Regions from separate parts of the Homo sapiens genome. Here regions 1 and 3 are each linked to region 2. A link is an interaction called in ENCODE POLR2A ChIA-PET data of the cell type or tissue named here. Cell type or tissue: OCI-LY7. All regions are shown on one strand. Each heading gives the region's core, and the rest is flanking DNA. Links, peaks and the distances in the headings are about the cores only.

Region 1 (5,000 bases), core at 1-5,000, 99 kb after region 2:
TCTAATGGTTCTTCTCCAACCCCCACACTCTTGTGGCTAGAAAGGAGATAGGAAGGGAAGGAATAGTAATTATCTCCCTCTCCAGCTGCTCTGGTTTTTTGTATGCCTCTGGCCAAATGTGAGGGGACCAAAGGTACTCCCCATAGCAGGTGGTGTTGGAACAGTCAGGGCATGCTGCTTCCCAGTGTGGGCAGCTCATCAGTGGAGGAGGGGACTCGGTAGCAATCTGGTCAACAGCTAGAATGCACCCCATGCCAAGTCTGCACCTCCAGTTGGCCATTGAGATTCACAGCTGTCCAAGCCTTTAAGGCTGCAACCCAGAAATTACCCCTGAGCTCGTTTCTCCTAAGTTCCCAGATGAGCACCAGAGTCAACACAAAAGTTAGCCCCTAGTATCCAGAGAGCCTGGGACTGCCTTCTGCCAAATCCCAACTTTGCTCCTCATCCTCTTCCCACCTCCCCAGATCATAGGTTGGTTGACTCCTTGAGGAATAGTAAAGTGCGTTCTGCCAAATTCTAGCTTGGCAGCCAGGCCACTTTGAAGCAGTGAATTTGCTGTTCTTCTTTCAGAGTAAGACAAAATGCAACACTGGGTTTGGCCACCAGAGTTTGGCTGTGGCTCTATTATTGTTTTGTTTCCAGTTCTGCGATTACTGCCTTTATGTCTCAGTGACCGACTCCTTAGGATGTAAGTAGAGGGGGAAGGGGTGATGGTGGGATGGACTGGGTGGATGCCGAGGTGCTGACTGCCAGGCTGGAGTGCTCGGGGAATGAGCTGGTTGAAATTTTTCCCTGAGACATCAAGTGGCTTTCACAGTAAGAAGGTCAGCTGAGGTCTTGCTTCTGCCTCCAAAGAGGAAGTGACAAAGGCAACAGGATATTTTACACTGGTTGTGTCCCTGTCAGCTCTGGATAGGGAGGCATGGCCAATTGCTCTGTGGGCCTCTGGGAGCCAGCTCTATGTCATCCTTGGGCTAGAAAACAACAACAACAACAACAACGGAGATTCCGTCTCAGGAGGAGAATTGGTGTGAAGGAACTTCCAATGACCAATATCTTAGAGAAGTCCTTGGACTGTGCTACATTCAGTGGGTCAGACTCCATCTTCTTCCCAACGGCATAGAGATGGCACCGAAAGAATGAATGAGAAGGAAGGTCCAGGGAACCTGCAGGCACTGATGTAAACTTGGGTATTTGGTCACTGAATCTGTTTCCAGGAAGTTCTGCCACCATTGCTATTTGGGTAAAGATTTTTCTCCTGGAAACAGTGATGAGGTATAAATGAACTTCTCAAGAAAAGAGAGCCCATTGGTAACAGTTGCACTGGAAAATAACCAGGTGGTTTTGAAATTGGGAGGGCAGGCTGTACCATCGGACTCATCCTCTCACTCACATATTCCAAGCTTCAGGAATGGATTATAAATACTTTGGGTTTCTCTTCTGGTGATGAGGTGCTGGCAAGTTCTATATTGTCCACAAGGACGTTCTTGTCTTCCAGTCTAATAACAGTGGGTTCCGGGGCGGGAGAAGGGGGTGGGTTTTTGTGCATGTGGGGCAAGCTGGCGCAGCTGATGTCCAGGTCTTTGAAAGCATGCAGCATGAACACGCCCAAGATGATGGTGACAAAGCCCGAGAGGGTGCCTGCAATGTCCACAGCAGACATGCTGTACCACTCCTTGAAGAGGATGATGGACGAGGTAACGACCACCGTGGTGAAGAACACGTAGTAGATGGGGAACACCAGGGAAGTGTTGAAAATGTCCAGTGCTCTGTTGAGGAAGTTGACCTGAGTGCTGAGGGACAGTGCCAGGATGAGGGACAGGATGTAGGGGAGCGGGTGCCGGACAACTGGCAGCCCCTGGAAGAAGTTCTTGATGGTGATGCCCAGCCCCTTGACAGCAGCCACAGAGAAGGCCCCGATCACAGAGCAGATGATGATGTAGATGAGGATATTCCTTTGCCCGTAACGTGGGGCAATGACAAAGATGAGGATGAGGCATGACACCAGCAGAAGCACAGCAAACACGATGAACCCTTTGGGAGGAGAGAGAGAAGGATCACTTGGCTGTGGAGGGTGCAGGCAATGTCTAGGGCCCAGACTCATGGCAGTGGGAGGTAGCATTAAGATCGTGGGCTCTAGAGTCAGACAAACCCGGGTTCCAGTCCCAGCTTCATGACTTCCTAATAACTTGGTTAGGTTTTTAAACCCCCAAAAACTCAGTTTCCCCATTTGTAAAAGAGGACCAACAATAGGATCATCCTCATAAAGCTGTTCTGTGGGATTCAGTGAGATAATGTATATAAAGCATTCATAACAGTGCCTGGCACATAATAAACACTTATTAATGGTACCCATACATATCAGGCCAGGAAGCCTTTAAGCTAGCCTTGCTAACAAGTACCAGCCCATTAACATTTCTTCTTTAGCTTGCCTTCTCCTCTAGGTGGCAGCACCTGAGGTGGTCAGAACCCAACCTGACCTTTTGTGGGGTAGTAGGGGGTGTTCAACCTCCAGTATTTTCCTGCTCTTCAGGGGCTTGGAGTCTACCTGTGTCTTTCATCTTGGAAGCCATCTCCATGATGGTAGTGACCTTCTCTTCCTCAGGAGCATGTATCACCATCACTGTGCTTCCGGCCACACAGATCACACAGCCCAGCTTCCCCAGCAGGTTCAGACTCTCCCTCAGGAAATATGAGGAGAGGATGGCACTGCACGTGGAAATGGGAGAAGGGGATTAGAGCAGCCATGCCTGTCCCAGAGTCCCAAAGAAAATGGGGCCTGAGCAAGCACTCACAGAGAACAACAGATCAGAACTCACTAGTTTCTCACGTGGAAGGTTTTCTTCCAAAAAAACTTACGTTACCATGGGCAAATCATGTGACCTCCCTAAGCCTCATTGTCCCCATCTGCAAAATGGGGATGCTAATAATATCCACGGGAGACATTGTTCTCAGGAACTAAATGAGATAATGCACAGAAAATGCACAGTACAGAGCTGGTACTGAAGAATAAACACAGCTGTCACATATGGAGGGCTTAGTATGTGCTGAACATTCTGAATGTATCCCGCATATTAACTCATTTAATCCTCACAGCATCCCTAGCTGAGGCCAAGAGAGGTTAAGCAACTTGGCCAGGGTCACCAGGTTCTAAGAGGCCAGGCTGGAATTCTAACCCAGGCAGTCTAATTCCAGAGTCAGGGGGCTTAACTGCTATGCCACATTGCCACTGAAATAAACCCTCATCAAATGTCTGATAGTTTTAAAAACAGTTCATACGAAATATCTGTGCTTCCCACTGCCCCCAGTCCTCCTGAGCTGGGGCCAAAAAATGTTTGATATAGAAACTCATTTCTGGGAGTGTTACAATATTTGCTGGAGGAATAGAAATGCAGGTGAATTTCTTCCATTTTAGAGACTGAAAGTATTCCCAAACAGAAGAGTTGGAAGAACACTTCAAAATGCTCTTGTCTAACTGCCTTCCCAATGGACACATCCTCTCTTAGCACTGCCAACAGATGGCTCTCAGCTTTGGCTTATAGATACCTCTGGTGGCAGGGAGCCCACCCCTTCACAAGCCAAATGAGGCCATTGTAGGTTTGCTCTAATCATTTACCAAAAATATGCCTTCTGGTAATTTCTATTTTTTGCTCTATCTCTGCTCCTCGGGTCATTCATAACACACCTATTATTTCATTTGTATAAGCCAGTGTAAACAACCTCAGTGACAATCACAGGTACCATGTCTTAGGCATTTATTACCTACTATGTATGGTGCTAGGAACTTCCCGTCTATCACACTAGCATCTCATAACTCTTTGCAAAGTGAAATATACTATCTCCAGTTGATAAATGAGAAGACTGAATCTCAAAGAAGTTAAAATGACTTGGCAAGGTCAAATGACTAGCAAGTAGTGGAACCAGGAATTGAGCTCGAGTCCTTTCTAATTATAAAGCTCATGGGTTTTCTTCTATGCCTCGTTGAAGAGGATCCTTGTGACTTCCCTGAGTCTTCAATTTCTGGGCAAATTATCTCCAGTTCCTTGCTGCACCGTGGTGACATGATTTCTATTCCCCTCATATCCTCGAGGCGAGCCAGCAGAAGCAAGAGAGGAAGGGAAAAAAAATCACAGGCAAGCCTCGTATAATCACGGGGGCATGCTTCTGTCTCTTCATGAAGGTGGCTTAGTTTAGGGTAAAAACCTATTGGCTATCTCAGGACATTGGCTATTTTTAGCCTTAAAAATCCTGGTTCAAGTTGTCAGGAGAGAGGAGATTGATATCTAAGCTCTCTTGTCTGTCTTCCGTCTTTCCTCTGAAACTACCAAAAATATTTTGGCCGCAATGTCCCATTCAAGAGATTATTCATGCAGGCAGGGGCCACACACTGGAGGATTTTATGGCTCTCCCAACTTCCCCCGGGTAGGAATTTGCAAACTAATCAGATATGCAATTATGGTACCACAGCTACATCAGCTGTGTTAGGCCAGTTATACAGCATGAATCAGGCGAGTTGTACAGCATGAGTTCTATTTGTTTTTTGAGTGTGTAAATGTTGCAAAATTTTCATCAAGATGGTAAAACAAATGATGGGTACTGGGTGTGGTCTGCTACAATTTACCGGCGTTCCAAGGTTACGCCAACAATCAGAGTCTCCTTCAAATAGGGCTCCAGGACCCCCACAGAGGAGCTGGCTCTGTGTTTGTAGCTCAGGGGGACTAGGGGCAGTGGGAAGCACAGACATTTAGTATCAATTATTTTTAAAACTATCAAACATTTGTTGAGTGTTTACTTGAGAGGCAATGTGGCATAGCAATTAAGCCCACTGACTCTGGAATTAAGACTGCCTGGGTTAGAATCCTGGCCTGGCCTCTTAGAAGCTGGTAACTTTGGCCAAGTTGCTTAACCTCTGTTGGGCTCAGCTAGGGATGCTGTGAAAATTAAATGAGTTAATATGCATGATACATTCAGAATGTTCAGCACATACTAAGCCCCTACTA
Region 2 (6,884 bases), core at 740-5,739:
AGTGTAAAAGAAAATGATCTGCAACCCCCAAATCCACAGTTGCTGTTGATATTTTGTTTTTTTTCCCCTCCACATTCTTTGTGTGTTCCTATGGATATATATTGATAAAATTGGAACCATACCCATAAGTACAGTTTCGTGTCTTGCGTTTTTCACTTCACACCATGAGCGTTTTCCACATCATCAAATTCTCTGTAAAACATGATTTTAATGACTCTATACAAAGTTTTCAAAAGTTAAAAACACGACTCATACAAATGTGGCCAAGATTTATTCAACTCATTAATGAGGTAGCAAACAGGAGAGTAAAGCTGATTCAGGGAGCATTAGAAAGGGGTGATACAAGCATTGGAGAAAGAATGTTGAAATCATGTGGCCCAGGGCAGATGCAGAAATGGTGGATGCCCCATGAAGCAAACCATAATTCTTGGTTATCTTTCTTTTTTAATTTCCTTCCTTCATTCCTTCTTTTCTTTCTTTTTTTTTTTTTCAGAGTCTCTATCTGTTGCCCAGGCTGGCATGCAGTGGCACGATCTGGGCTCACTGCAGTCTCTGCTTCCTGGGTTCAAGCTATTCTCCTGCCTCAGCCTCCTGAGTAGCTGGGCTTATTGGCATGTGCCACCACACCCGGCTAGTTTTTGTATTTTTAGTAGAGACGGGGTTTCACCATGTTGGCCAGGCTAGTCTCAAATTCCTGACCTCAGGTGATCCGCCCGCCTCGGCCTCCTAAAGTGCTAGGATTACAGGCGTGAGCCATTGTGCCTGGCCAGGTTATCTTTTTACTATGCTGAAATCACTTACATCTCTGTCAGACAGAATTCTATAGATATATATAGATTATATAACTTCACAGAGTGTAGCTTTTAATCAATGGTAAATAAAAAGTCAATGGTACATTCCCCTAGATAATGCAGTAATCCATGGGTGAGTCTGTTAAACAATGCTCTGATACAACATTGAGAAGACATCTTGCTTGCTCTTGCCTTATTTCCAAGTTTTGGAGACCTTTTCTTAACATGTACTATGTTCCTCTTTTGGTGAGATTTTAGATTGCTTTCACTATTTTTTTACAATCGTAGATATCATTTAATTCCATTAAATGCTCCATTAAATATTATAGAATTCCTTTTTGTTTAAAATAATATAGACTTATCAGAGCCACCAGGGCAAGAGCGATGCTTGTCTTTTTTTTATTTCTGAGATGGAGTCTTGCTCTGTCACTCAGGCTGGAGTGCACTGGCGCAATCTTGGCCTCCCAGATTCAAGGGATTCTCGTGCCTCAGCCTCCTGAGTAGCTGGGATTACAGGCATGCGCCACCACACCCAGCTAATTTTCATATTTTTAGTAGAGACAGGGTTTCACCTTGTTGGCCAGGCTAGTCTCAAACTCCTGACTTCAGGTGATCCGCCCACCTCGGACCTCCAAAGTGCTGAGATTACAGGTTGTGAGCCACCGTTCCTGTCCTGCAGTATGCTTGTCTTGTTCCTCCATGAATATTAAGCACCTATTCATAGCATAGTACTTGGCACATAGTTAAGTACTCAGAAAATATTTGATAAATATATGAATGCATTGTTTCTAATATTTGCCTGTCTGATGAATTGGTGTTGGTCCAATAAGATTATTTTTAAAATCTATGTTGACTGCAAGTGCATTATATCGGTATTCTGAAGAGAATGTTAATAATTACTCATAATCACCACTCTAACAGAACAACTATGGCCATCTTTTTATCATTCATATTCTGTATGATTGATGTAGTTAGTTTAGACAGAATAGATTTTGGAGTCCTCAGCCCCATTCCCAGGAACACTACGGAGACCAGTCTGTTTAGGTGTCGGGAAATTACCATTTTGTTAAGATAGTCTGCCGCCAGTATTTGAGTTCTGCAGCGCCCTGAACAAATCTCTCCTATAGTTTAAATTCTCTTTCTTGCAAAACAGGACTCCTCCCAGTCTCTAGTAAAAATACAAAAAAATTAGCCGGGTGTGGTGGCGGGTGCCTGTAGTCCCAGCTACTCGGGAGGCTGAGGCAGGAGAATGGCATGAACCCGGAAGGCGGAGCTTGCAGTGAGCCGAGATCACACCACTGCACTCCAGCCTGGGCGACAAAGCGAGACTCCGTCTCAAAAGAAAAAAAAAACAGGACTCCTACTTCCTACTTCCCAGGGTTGCCTTGAGCATGAAGGAGAACTGGTTTGGGAGAGTGATTTGGGAAGTAGAAAGTGGAATACAAATGTAAACTTGCCATTAGGAAGCTCCAATTAATGTAACTTGATGCAGTGATGCTCTGCGGAGTAGGAGGCAATTTCATATTGACTCTTCACAATAAAGCTGTGAGATGGGCAGGTAGCATCTTTGTCTTCATTTTACAGGCAAGAAAACTAAAGCTCCATGGGAGCAGTATTCATGGGCTTGACCTCCAGAATATGCCCAGAATCCCACCGCTTCATTCCTCTCCACTGATGTCATTCTAATCTGAGCCACCATCATCTCTCACCAGGGCTCCAGCATATCTCTAGCCTGGCCTTCCTGCTTCTGCTCTCACTCTCGCCGCTCTGCCTCACCCCACCCCCATTCTCCACCACGCAGGCAGAGTGATCTTTTTTAAACTTAACACAGATCATATTGCTCTGTATTTAAAACACCCAGTGCCTTCCAAGTCTATTTATAAGAAAATCCAGACACTCTCCGTGGTCTCTGCATTATCAGACCCATGGCTGTCTTGCTGACCACATCTCATACCAACTTCCTCTTTCATTTACTAGCTACCCCTACCTTATGCTTGTTCCTTCAACAGGCCAAGTTCACTTCTGCTCAGGCAGGGCCATTGCACTTGCTGTTTCCTCTACCTGGGGCACTCTTCCCCCACGTTTTTGCATGGCTGCCTTCTGGCTCCTCAGGACTCAAATGCCATCTATGCTGATCATCCTGTTTCAAATAGGCACCTCCTGATAGATGTCTCTTTACTCCATGACCCCAACTTATTTTATTCAGGGTACTTAGCACCATGTGAGAACATTTGTTCATTGTCTGTCTCCCACCTTTACAAGTACAGAGACCTTATATGTCCTATTTACCACAATATCACCGACACCTAGAGTGCCTAGTTCCTAGGAAGTGCCAAGAGCCTGAAATCCAGCAAGTCTTCTAATGACCCAGTGCAGGGGCAGCTCACAGAAAGTGCATGTGTGGCTTAGCTGGGGTATAGAGGTCTGGGATTCCAATGGTTTTGCATCTTGTATTGGCAGGAGGAAGTGAGGAAGGCAGCCCCAAGCTGCAGCATGAACTTATCATACCTCAGTGGAAGACTTCAGAAAGCCCCGTGAGAGAAAAGGTAAGACTCAAAAGACCTCATTTACACTGGCAGGAGTTGACAACTGAGGTTTGGGCTACCTACTCAACTTTCTTAGAATCCCAGTCATCACCATTAGTTCTGTTTCTGGCCCACTCTGTCCTCTGGGTGCCCATTTTGGAGATCACAGATGGGACTTTCCTTCCTTGTATGACAAACTTCTAGAACACTTCCCAATGCTATTAGTTGAGGAAATGAAAATTCACATTAATGCTGACACAAGCTAAGTGCAGATGTGTTGGTGTCACAGAAATCACTTAGTCTTGATTGGAATTCATTAAATATTGTCATTGTTATTTTTGCTCTGCATAATACATACTTCATTTTCTTGAAGGAATAATGTACTTGGAGAGAAAAAAGATAATAATATAAACTATAAACTATTTTAATAAGACGCAGCGTAGAGACCTAGTACTGGGGAATGTATCTTAAAATCCAGTAGGCTCCCCTGGCCAGAACACCAGGAAAACACATAGGCTTTATCAAAGAGATTGGGAAGAAAACAAAAAACACTGTCCTGTTCTTGCAGAGAGGACCTGAGCATTTAGGATATTCTTTGTGGTTCTGGTTTTTGTTTTTTGTTTTTTTGTTTTTGTTTTTTTGTTTGTTTGTTTGTTTTGACAGAGTCTCACTCTGTCGCACAGGCTGGAGTGCAGTGACATGATCTCGGCTCACTGTGAGCTCCGCCTGGCAGGTTCAAGCGATTCTCATGCCTTAGCTTCCGGAGTAGCTGAGATTACATGTGTGTGCTGCGAAGCCAGGCTAATTTTTGTATTTTTAGTAGAGATGGGTTTTCACCATGTTGTCCAGGGTGGTCTCGAACTCCTGACCTCAAGTGATCCGCCCACGTAGTCCTCTCAAAGTGTTGGGATTACAGGCGTCAGCCACTGTGGCCCACTGTGGTTTTGGTTTTTCCAGCAAGTGAGACGTGAAAGAGCAAGAAAGGAAGATGCGGTTGTTGTGTGCCAGTAACCAGCTATGTGACCTGCCACTTGCGAAGTGGTAGATTTTCTTCATTTATAAAATAGTGCTTAGAGAGAATAAGGAGAAAAGAAAGCTGGGGAGAGGGGTTTTTTCTAAGATCTCTTTGGGTTAAAATGATTTGTGATTTATTGGGCAACATATAGGAGCAAGATTATAGCAGGAAAGAGATGTGTCAGGAAAGACTTCAGACATTGTGGCTGTTGAATCTGGAAAGATAAATGGAAAGGAGCAATGTCCAGGATCCTTGAAACTCTGGCCAGGATAATACAGACATGTCCAAAAAGGCTCCAACTTGGATTTACCAAGGGAACCTAACAGTGTAAATTTTAGGACAGACCAAGTGCGATGGCTCAAGCCTGTAATCCCAGCACTTTGGGAGGCTGAGGCAGGAGGATCATTTGAGGCCAGGAATTTAAGACCAGCCTGGGGCACCATACTGAGATCCTATCTCTACAAAAAAAAAAAAAAAAAAAAAAGAAAATTAGCTAGACCTAGGGGTGTGTGTCTGTAGTCCCAGCTACTCTGAAGGCTGAGGTGGGACGATCGCCTGAGCCCAGGAGTTTGAGGTTATAGTAAGATATAGTCGCATCAGCATCACTGTCCTCCAGTCTGAGTGACAATGCAAGACCTTGTCTCAAAAAAAAAAAAAAAAAAAAAATCAGGACAAATAAAAGCAAGTAACATTTTGTCCTAAAGGCAGTAAACGCATGGAATTCATTTCATCAAAAAGTAGGAGAGGCTGAAAATAGCTTCAGGAAAAGTCTCGACAAATTAATGGATGGTCATCCTAGAGCAGATTACTTTTAACAATTAAGATCTTGGGTATTGCAACCTATTCATACCCCCTGAGGAATGGACCTGCTACTTTTTATAGAGGCTTCTTTGTTCTCTCCAGATGTGGATGCCGGGCATCCTCAGGAAGGGCCTGAGAACAAAGCAGAGGACCAGATCCTGTCTTTGTTCCCAACCATTGTCTGCCCAGCATATGGGTCATTGTATTCTGTAGGAATAGTCAGCATAGTGCCTGGCACCGTAACTATTTGTTCAATGAACAAATGAATGAATGTTGAAGAGAGAGAGACTAGAGGCTGGATTTCACTTGGGCCTCTCATTCTCATTTATATAATTAATTCACTCATTAAACATTTTTTTCTTCTCTTTTTCTCATCACTGACTTAAAGCTCACATTCATTAAACATTAACTGAATACTTATACTGTATACTAAATATTATACTAGATCTTAGGGGGAATGCAAATATAGGACAGATTTCCAATACCCTATGGAGCTAAAGATCTATTTAATCTAGACTGAAGGGGAAAGAATTTTTAACCCATCCCTAGGAGAGGTATAAATAGTGGGTCAGCTTACTGTACTTCATAGGAGAGGAGAGCTGATGGTGCCTCTTCTTAATACAGAGTGGAGTTTCATCAGAAAAGCTCATCAGTAGAGCCGGACAGAAAAGCTTCATAGATCCTTAAAATGCAGTTTCATTGTTTTGCTTGAAATGCCCCATAGAAAAAGGGAACATCCTTTTTTAAATATCAGTGCCTGAGCACCTTCCAGAATAGAGAGAATTATTTTTGGATCACCCACATAAAAATAAAGATTACTACTCCTGGCGGGGCATGGTGGCTCACGCCCTGTAATCCCAGCACCTTGAGAGGCCGAGATGGGTGGATCACCTGAGGTCAGGAGTTCAAGACCAGCCTGGCCAACATGGAGAAACCCTGTCTACTAAAATTACAAAGATTAGCCAGGCGCAGTGGTGCACACCTGTAATCCCAGCTACTTGGGAGGCTGAGCATGAGAATGGCTTGAACCCTGGAGATGGAGTTTGCAGTGAGCCAAGATTGGGTCACTGCACTGCAGCCTGGGTGACAGAGCGAGACTCTGTTTAAAAAAAAAAAAAAGATTACTATTCCTGCTGCAGCTTGTGTCTCTTTGGGGGAGGGGAAGATAGTGCTTTGATTTGGGGCAGTATTCATTTTCTGTGGGGGCAGTCACATGGTTACCTACCTCTTGGATGAGGGAATTGCTGTAGCTCTGTTGCTGTGTCGTCTTTCTTTCTTTCTTTTTTATTTTTTTTTTTTGTTTAGACGGAGTTTCGCTCTTGTTGCCTAGGCTGGAGTGCAATGGCGTGATCTCAGCTTACCGCAACCTCTGCCTCCTGGGTTCAAGCGATTCTTCTGCCTCAGCCTCCCAAGTAGCTGGGATTACAGGCATGCGCCACCATGCCTGGCTAATTTTGTATTTTTAGTAGAGATGGGGTTTCTCCATGTTGGTCAGGCTGGTCTGGAACTCCTGATCTCCAGGGATCCGCCCACCTTGGCCTCCCAAAGTGTTGGGATTACAGGCGTGAGCCACCGTGCCCGGTCTGTGTGGTCTTTCTTAAATGCCCACTTGGAGCTGGGGTCCCTGATGCTCAGTGTGATTGGGCAGGGCACTGCCTCAAAAACTCCATAAAGTGGCAAAGGATCTGCAACCAGAATAGGTGTTGGCAGAGCTGAATCAGGGCATGACAAACAGAGAAGTGAATCTCTTAG
Region 3 (6,884 bases), core at 1,059-6,058, 60 kb before region 2:
TCTCTTCTCCCAACTGATAATGGAATTTTCTGTAAGGAATATTTCTGGGCAGATGCAGTGGCTCACGCCTGTAATCCCAGCACTTTGGGAGGCCGAGGCGGGCAGATCACCTGAGGTCAGGTGTTTGAGACCAGCCTGGTGAACATGATGAAACCCTGTCTCTACTAAAAATACAAAAATTAGCCAAGTGTGGTGGTGGGCACCTGTAATCCCAGCTATTCGGGAGCTTGAGGCAGGAGAATCGCTTGAACTTGGGAGGCAGAGGTTGCAGTGAACCAAGATCACACCCCTGCACTCCAGCCTGGGCAACAAGAGTGAAACTATATATATATTTCCTTCCTACTCTAGTTATTTATATGTGGAATTTTCCAACTATTTCAATGTTAGAATTGTAATGGACATTTGAGATATACTTATATATACATATTTTGTGTATATATGTATATATTTATGATTATTCACTATTAAAAATTTTGGCTGGGCGTGGTGGCTCACGCCTGTAATCCCAACACACTTTGGGAGGCCAAGGAGAGAGAATCTGTTGGGCCCAGGAGTTTGAGACCAGCCTGGGCAATTTAGTGAGACCTTGTCTCTACCCCCAAAATTTTTTTAATTAGCTGGTCGTGGTGGCATGTGCCTGTAGTCCCAGCTACTCAGGAAGCTAAGGTGGGAGGATCACTTGAGCCTGGGAGGTGAAGGCTGCAGTGAGCCAAGATCATGCCACTGCACTCCAACCTGGGCACCAGAGTGAGACCATGTCTCAAAAAACCAAAAAGTGTTTCTTTTCGCTACGCAGTTCACTTTGCCCTGTGTATGTAGAGTAAAAATCAAGTAGGCTAGGTGGTTTAATCAAGGAGTCATTTTACAAAACAGATGGACACTCAGAAGTGCTGCTCCCCCTCTCTGGGGCTAACATCTTATTCCTGCCTTCAGATCTTAACCATCATCATATTGTGTTTGTCAAAATGCTCTCTTTCTGTGTACTACATTAATTCTTCAGACTAGTTCTTTTCTCCCTACCCCTTCCTCTTCCTTCTTCTTGCAGTATATTGGGCTTTCACATTCAAGGGAGATACATAGTATCTTCATTCTGTTGGCCATTGGGTAAAAAATGTGTTTAAAATCTATGTAAGTAGGGATAAAGAAAAGATATGAAGACAAATGGGGATTTACTATCTTGAAATATATGGAAAATACACTCAGATATATTGTAGGGAAAGTAAGTTCAAAGAATTCCTGGATTTGTAGAAATAGCATCTAAATTGTAAAATTTTAGGCAAATGAATCAAAGGTTAAAAGCAATTCTCTTTAACCTTTGTTTGGGTCAGAGACCCATTTGAGAATTTGATTGAAGTTATGGACTTCTTCCATAATAATGCATATCTGCATACATATACAAACTTTTGCCTAAACTTATGGAGGAGGGAAACTAACAGTCCCAAAACATGATAGACTTAGTTAACATAGAATACCTTCTGCTGTAACTACCTAGAAATGTTAAATTTAAATATGAACAATTTAATACCTACCTGAACTCCCCAGCAAGGAACTCACCATGTGCCAAAATGATCAACAAGTTAAAAACTAGTTGTAGTGGTCCTGGAGATGATTTTCAGATTCAGAAATAGTTTCATTGGTTATAAACTTGGGTTTTAAGCTCGATGTGCTGTCATGCACCTGTAGTCCCAGCTACTTGGGAGGCTGAGGTGGAGTTCGAGGCCAGTCTTGGCAACAAATTGTGATCCTGTCTCTAAAACAAAAACAAAAACAGAAAAAACCCTAAACTTGAGTTTTAATGTCTGTGAAGGGAAAAAAGATGAGGTCTTGACCCTGCTCTGCTCCCCTGTTCAAGGTGGGGATAGGTACTGAAACTAAAACCTCTTTATAAAGCCAAGACCCTGGAAGGAATTTTTCTTTTTTTTGTTTTTTTGAGAGTCTTGCTCTGTCTGCCAGACTGGGGTTCTGCAGCCTCTGCCTCTGGGGTTCAAGCGATTCTCGTGCCTCAGCCTCCTGAGTAGCTAGGATTACAGGTACATGCTACCATGCCTGGCTAATTTTTGTATTTTTAGTGGAGACTGAGTTTTGCCATGTTAGTCAGGCTGGTCTTGAACTCCTGGCCTTAAGTGATCTGCCTGCCTTAGCCTCCCAGAGTGTTGGGATTACAGGCGTGAGCCACCACACCTGGCTGGAAGGACTTCTTAACCTTGATAAAAGGAATATAAAATTTTTGTCGTTGATCCAGGTAAAGCACAGAAAGAATCTTGTTTTTACTCAGGGCTCTATGTGATTTTCATTAGAAATAAAATTCCCAAGGTGTTTCACACATTGGTTCAGAGTCTAAAATCACCCTGTCCACTGGATGCAGACATTTCTTTTTCTTTTTGAGATGGAGTTTCGCTCTTTTTGCCCAGGCTGGAGTGTAATGCCACGATCTCGGCTCACTGCACTGCCTCCAGGGTTCAAGTGATTCTCCTGCCTCAGCCTCCCGAGTAGCTGGGATTACAGGTGCCCACCACCACGTCCAGCTAATTTTATATTTTTAGTACAGATGGGGTTTCACCCGTCTCTACTGGAAATCCAATGAGACCTAATTAGCTAGACTTTTCAGGATAGAGTACCAGAGAAAAGAGAGCTACGCACAGAGGGAACTCCAGATGACTGTGTAGGGTCCCTCTTGAGTATTCGGTGAAGTACTAATTAGTGCATCCTTGTGAAGAAACAACCCAAGGCAGTGAAAGAACCACCTGAAAGGATCAGAGAAAACAATATCTGGCAATCATGCACTAACACAGTGCTGTGAATAGTCCCACCAACTAGATTGGAAAACTTCTATGGGGCACAGAACATTGGGTACTCAGAAGGGTCTTGCTTCAGATAGCCTTAGCCCAAATGTTGCAATGGTCACAACTAAAAATTCTTTTTTTTTTTTTTTTTTTTTTTTTTTTTAGTTACGGGGTGGGTCTTGCTGTGTCACCCAGGCTGGAGTGCAGTGGCATGATCATAGCTCATTGCAGCCTCGAACTCCTGGGCCTAAGTGATCCTTCTTTCTCAGCCTCCTGAATAACTGGGACTACAGGTGTGCACCACCATGCCCAGCTAATATTCTCATGTTTTTGTAGAGACAGGGCCTCACTTTGTTGCCTAGGCTGTTTTCAAACTCCTGGCCTCCCAAAGTGCTGGAATTAACAGGCATGAGCCATTGTGCTCTAATTTTTTTTTTTTTTTTTTTGAGACGAGTTCCCACTCTGTTACCCAGGCTGGAGTGCAGTGGCACGATCTTGGCTCACTGCAACCTCAGCCTCCCGGGTTCGAGCAAGCAATTCTCCTGCCCTCAGCCTCTGGAGTAGCTGGGACTACAGGCCGCACCACCATGCCCGGCTTATTTTTGTATTTTTAGTAGAGACGGGGTTTCACCATGTTGACCAGGGTGGTCTCAAACTCCTGACCTCAGGTGATCCACACGCCTCGGCCTCCCAAGGTGCTGGGATTACAGGCGTGAGCCACCGCGCCCAGCTCAAAATTCTTAAAAGCAAGACCTGAAAGGACCAACTTGTTTTTAAGTAATTTAACTGCACCCAAGAGCAAAGCTCAAGAATAGAAATAGAATCAAATAATTAAAAAGGTAAGTGAGAGTACGGTTCATTTTTGAGATGGCAGCACAGGGAGCTCTGTGGACCCAGTCTCTAGCAAACAAGTGTAAGTGGTGAAAACTATTTTTAAAAACCAATCATTCAAGTCTCTGGAAGTTGCTGGGTGTGGTGGTGTACCTGTAGTCTCAGGTACTTGGGAGGCTGAGGCAGGAAGATTGCTTGAGCCCAGGAATTTGAGACTGTAGTGAGCTATGATCATACCACTGCATTCTGGCCTGGGTGACAGCAAAACCCCATCTCTTAAATTACATATATAAAATACATATATTGTGTGTATATATATATATATATATATAAAATATATATATTGTATATATATATAAAATATATAGTATATATATAAAAAATATATATAGTATATATATAAAAATATATAGTGTATATATATACAATATATATAGTATATATATATAATATATAATATAGATATTATATATTTTTTATATATATAAAATTATATATATTGTATATATATATATAAAAATATATAATATATATATAATGTATATATATAAATGGGAAATCCAGAAGGCCACACACATATCCAGAGCTAGACCCATGTTCAGAAAATACACAAAAAGACCCCAAGCTTTTAACTCTAACTGATCTGTAGGCTCTGTATAAGCAGGAAGTAAAGACTAAGGCAGAACTGAAAATAGCCTGGCTAAGTATTTAAGGAGTGCCCCAGTTCAAAGCCAATCTGTAAAGACCAGGAAAATATGTTTTGTTTTGTTTTTGTTTCTAGGTTTTTAAGGAAATCTCTATCAAATTTCTGACCGCTAAGCTAATTGAACAGAGATTTCAATGACCATGCATAACAAAGAATACGGTCTTTACAAAAATACTCTAGAAAACCAAATAAACAACTACAACCCCAAACAAGCAACAACAACAAACCTTGGATAAGGGAAAGAATTTGATTTCTAGTGGCATCACATTATAATATTCAAAACATCCAGTTTTCAACAAAAAAGTTACAAGACATGCAAAGAAACAAGAAAGTAGGGCATTCACAAGGAAATAATATTAATAGTAACTATCCCCAAGGAAGCTGAGACATTGGACTTAATAGACAGTTTAAATCAGCTGTTTTAAATATGCTCAAGGAACTAAAGGAAACCATGGACAAAGAACTAAAGGAAACCAGGAGAACAGTGTTTCACCAAATAGATCATATCAATAAGGAGATAGAAATTAAAAAAGAACCAAATACAAATCCTCAAGCTAAAAATTGCAGTAACTTCTTATAAGACTTACCAATCATACATTGAAATAGTGTTTCTAGTTTCCATCACTTATATTCTCCTGTTCCTTATGACAGACCTTTTAGGTTGACAGAACAGACATTGTTATCCCTATTTTATATAAGAAGGATACAAGGATCAGATAAAGTAAGATTTACTTAAGTTTACCAGATTCTTATGTGGCATAGCTAGAACTAGAGCCTGGGTAGGGCGGCATGGTAGTTAGGAGAACAAGTTCTGGAGTCAAATTGCCTGATTCTGTCTACCACTTACTAATTATATCACTTTGAGCGAGTTACTTAACCTTTTTAAAGCTCCATTTCCTCATCTGTACAGTGGAGATATTTATAGTGTCTGTGTCTTAGGGTCGTTCTGAGTGTTGTTCAGTGTTATATTGAAATAACATATACACTCCTTGGCCAATGCCTAAAAAATAGTAAATGCTTACATATTGGATAATATTATTATTTGGACTATTCTAATTAATGTTTTTCCCCCTACACCATGATGCTTTTATAGTTTTTTGCTTTCACTCATGTAACCTTCTAGGATTGCCTTTGTCTTAATTGATCTTTTTGTTCTCTGAATATAACACGAACTCGTCTTTACCACACCAAAATAGTCACTATAATGCTGGCGTTATAGACTTTAGCACATGTCTAATATATACCTAGATTTTATGTTTTTTAAAAAATTATCTACCAAGCCTTACATAGCGTCTTGCCTACATTGAGTCCTGAAAAAGACAGTTGTTGGGTGAATTATTTCTAGCTGAAATGAAGGCTTTGTGGAAGGGATAGATTTTTATTTTATTGATATATAACATTTTACGTATTTATGGGGTACTTGTCATAAATATGTATAAAATGTGTAATGATCAAGTCAGGGTATTTGGGTTATCTGTCACCTTGATTATCATTTCTGTATATTGGGAACATTTTTAGTCCTCTCTTATAGCTACTTTGAAATACACCAGACATTGTTGCTAACTATAGGCACCCTACTGTGCTACTGAACATTAGAACTTACATCTTCTATCTAACTGTATGTTTGTACCCATAGTCAGCCTCTTTTCATCCCTGAATTATCTGTGGAATTCAATGGATAGAGAGACCTGCTATATGAGCAAAGCTGTGCTAGCCAGAAGCACAGTGTATTTGGCCGTGCACGGTGGCTCACACTCATAATCCCAGCACTTTGGGAGGCTGAGGCGGGCGGATCACCTGAGGTCAGAATTTCGAGACCAGACTGGCCAACATGGTGAAACCCCATCTCTACTAAAATACAAAAATTAGCCGGACATGGTGGCGGGCACCTGTAATCCTAGCTACTCGGTAGGCTGAGGCAGGAGAATTGCTTGAACCTGGGAGGCGGAGGTTGCAGTGAGCCAAATTCATGCCACTGCACTCCAGCCTGGGTGACAGAGCGAGACTCTGTCTCAAAAAAAAAAAAAAAAGAAGCACAGTGTATTCAGGACATGTGTATTAAATTTAAAATGCCCGAACTAAGAGTGGCAGTAGGCATGGAAACCTGAAAAATTTTAGAAACTTTACCTCATTTGTTATAATTAACATGAGCAAGGTACCTAGCACTTGAAGATTTGGGGGTAGGGCATAGTTTCAGAGTTTGAGATAATAGTCTAGTATGTCTGTCATACTTAGGTTTTTAAAAGTAAGGTAACAAAGTTGACTCTGTGTGTGTGTGTGTGTGTGTGTGTGTGTGTGTGTGTGTGTGAAGGCCAGAAATGAAACACTTAACTTGCCATGGGTTTTGCCGATGAGTATGGTCATTATGTTTATGTTATCTGTCACTAGATGGTTGGACTCTACCTCTTCCTATAATTCCTGCTCTATGCCTTTGAAAGAGAGAATAATACTTAAAAACAATTGACAAATGGGTTTGAGTAGCAGAATTTTTGAGGTATAATCTTTTTTAAAAAAATTTTTTTTTGAGATGGGGGTCTCACTATATTGCCCAGGCTGGCTTCAAA

What was found. Peaks named below come from ENCODE experiments on the same cell type or tissue, not always from the same donor. Only the 100,000 strongest peaks of a DNase experiment are listed, where the experiment ranks them.
Region 1: POLR2A ChIA-PET joins it to region 2 with 17 read pairs; 3 of 35 experiments call an interaction of 5 or more read pairs at or near these places.
Region 3: POLR2A ChIA-PET joins it to region 2 with 14 read pairs; 3 of 35 experiments call an interaction of 5 or more read pairs at or near these places.

The regions. Positions count from the first base shown.
Region 1 is chr5:157,469,366-157,474,365 of GRCh38, reverse strand. It overlaps NIPAL4 (NIPA like domain containing 4), which reads right to left. Exons shown (of 6, transcript NM_001099287.2): 5 at 2,549-2,709; 6 at 1-2,034. The coding sequence ends at 1,406. Among named protein-coding and RNA genes, the nearest start is that of NIPAL4, 12 kb to the right of the region's middle. In OCI-LY7, for the core only: CTCF peaks have their summits at 2,255, 2,457 (motif pointing right), 3,506 and 4,880; a DNase peak (open chromatin) is centred at 2,425.
Region 2 is chr5:157,567,348-157,574,231 of GRCh38, reverse strand. It overlaps ADAM19 (ADAM metallopeptidase domain 19), which reads left to right. Exons shown (of 23, transcript NM_033274.5): 2 at 3,252-3,337. Among named protein-coding and RNA genes, the nearest start is that of ADAM19, 5.0 kb to the left of the region's middle. RefSeq lists a silencer at 2,377-2,671 and enhancers at 2,633-2,752, 2,933-2,982. In OCI-LY7, for the core only: no CTCF peak of the experiment used is centred there; DNase peaks (open chromatin) are centred at 2,791 and 3,271; H3K4me3 peaks cover 2,743 bases; H3K27ac peaks cover 3,042 bases.
Region 3 is chr5:157,628,110-157,634,993 of GRCh38, reverse strand. The region is part of intron 4 of SOX30 (SRY-box transcription factor 30); the gene reads left to right. Among named protein-coding and RNA genes, the nearest start is that of SOX30, 21 kb to the left of the region's middle. In OCI-LY7, for the core only: no CTCF peak of the experiment used is centred there; no DNase peak of the experiment used is centred there.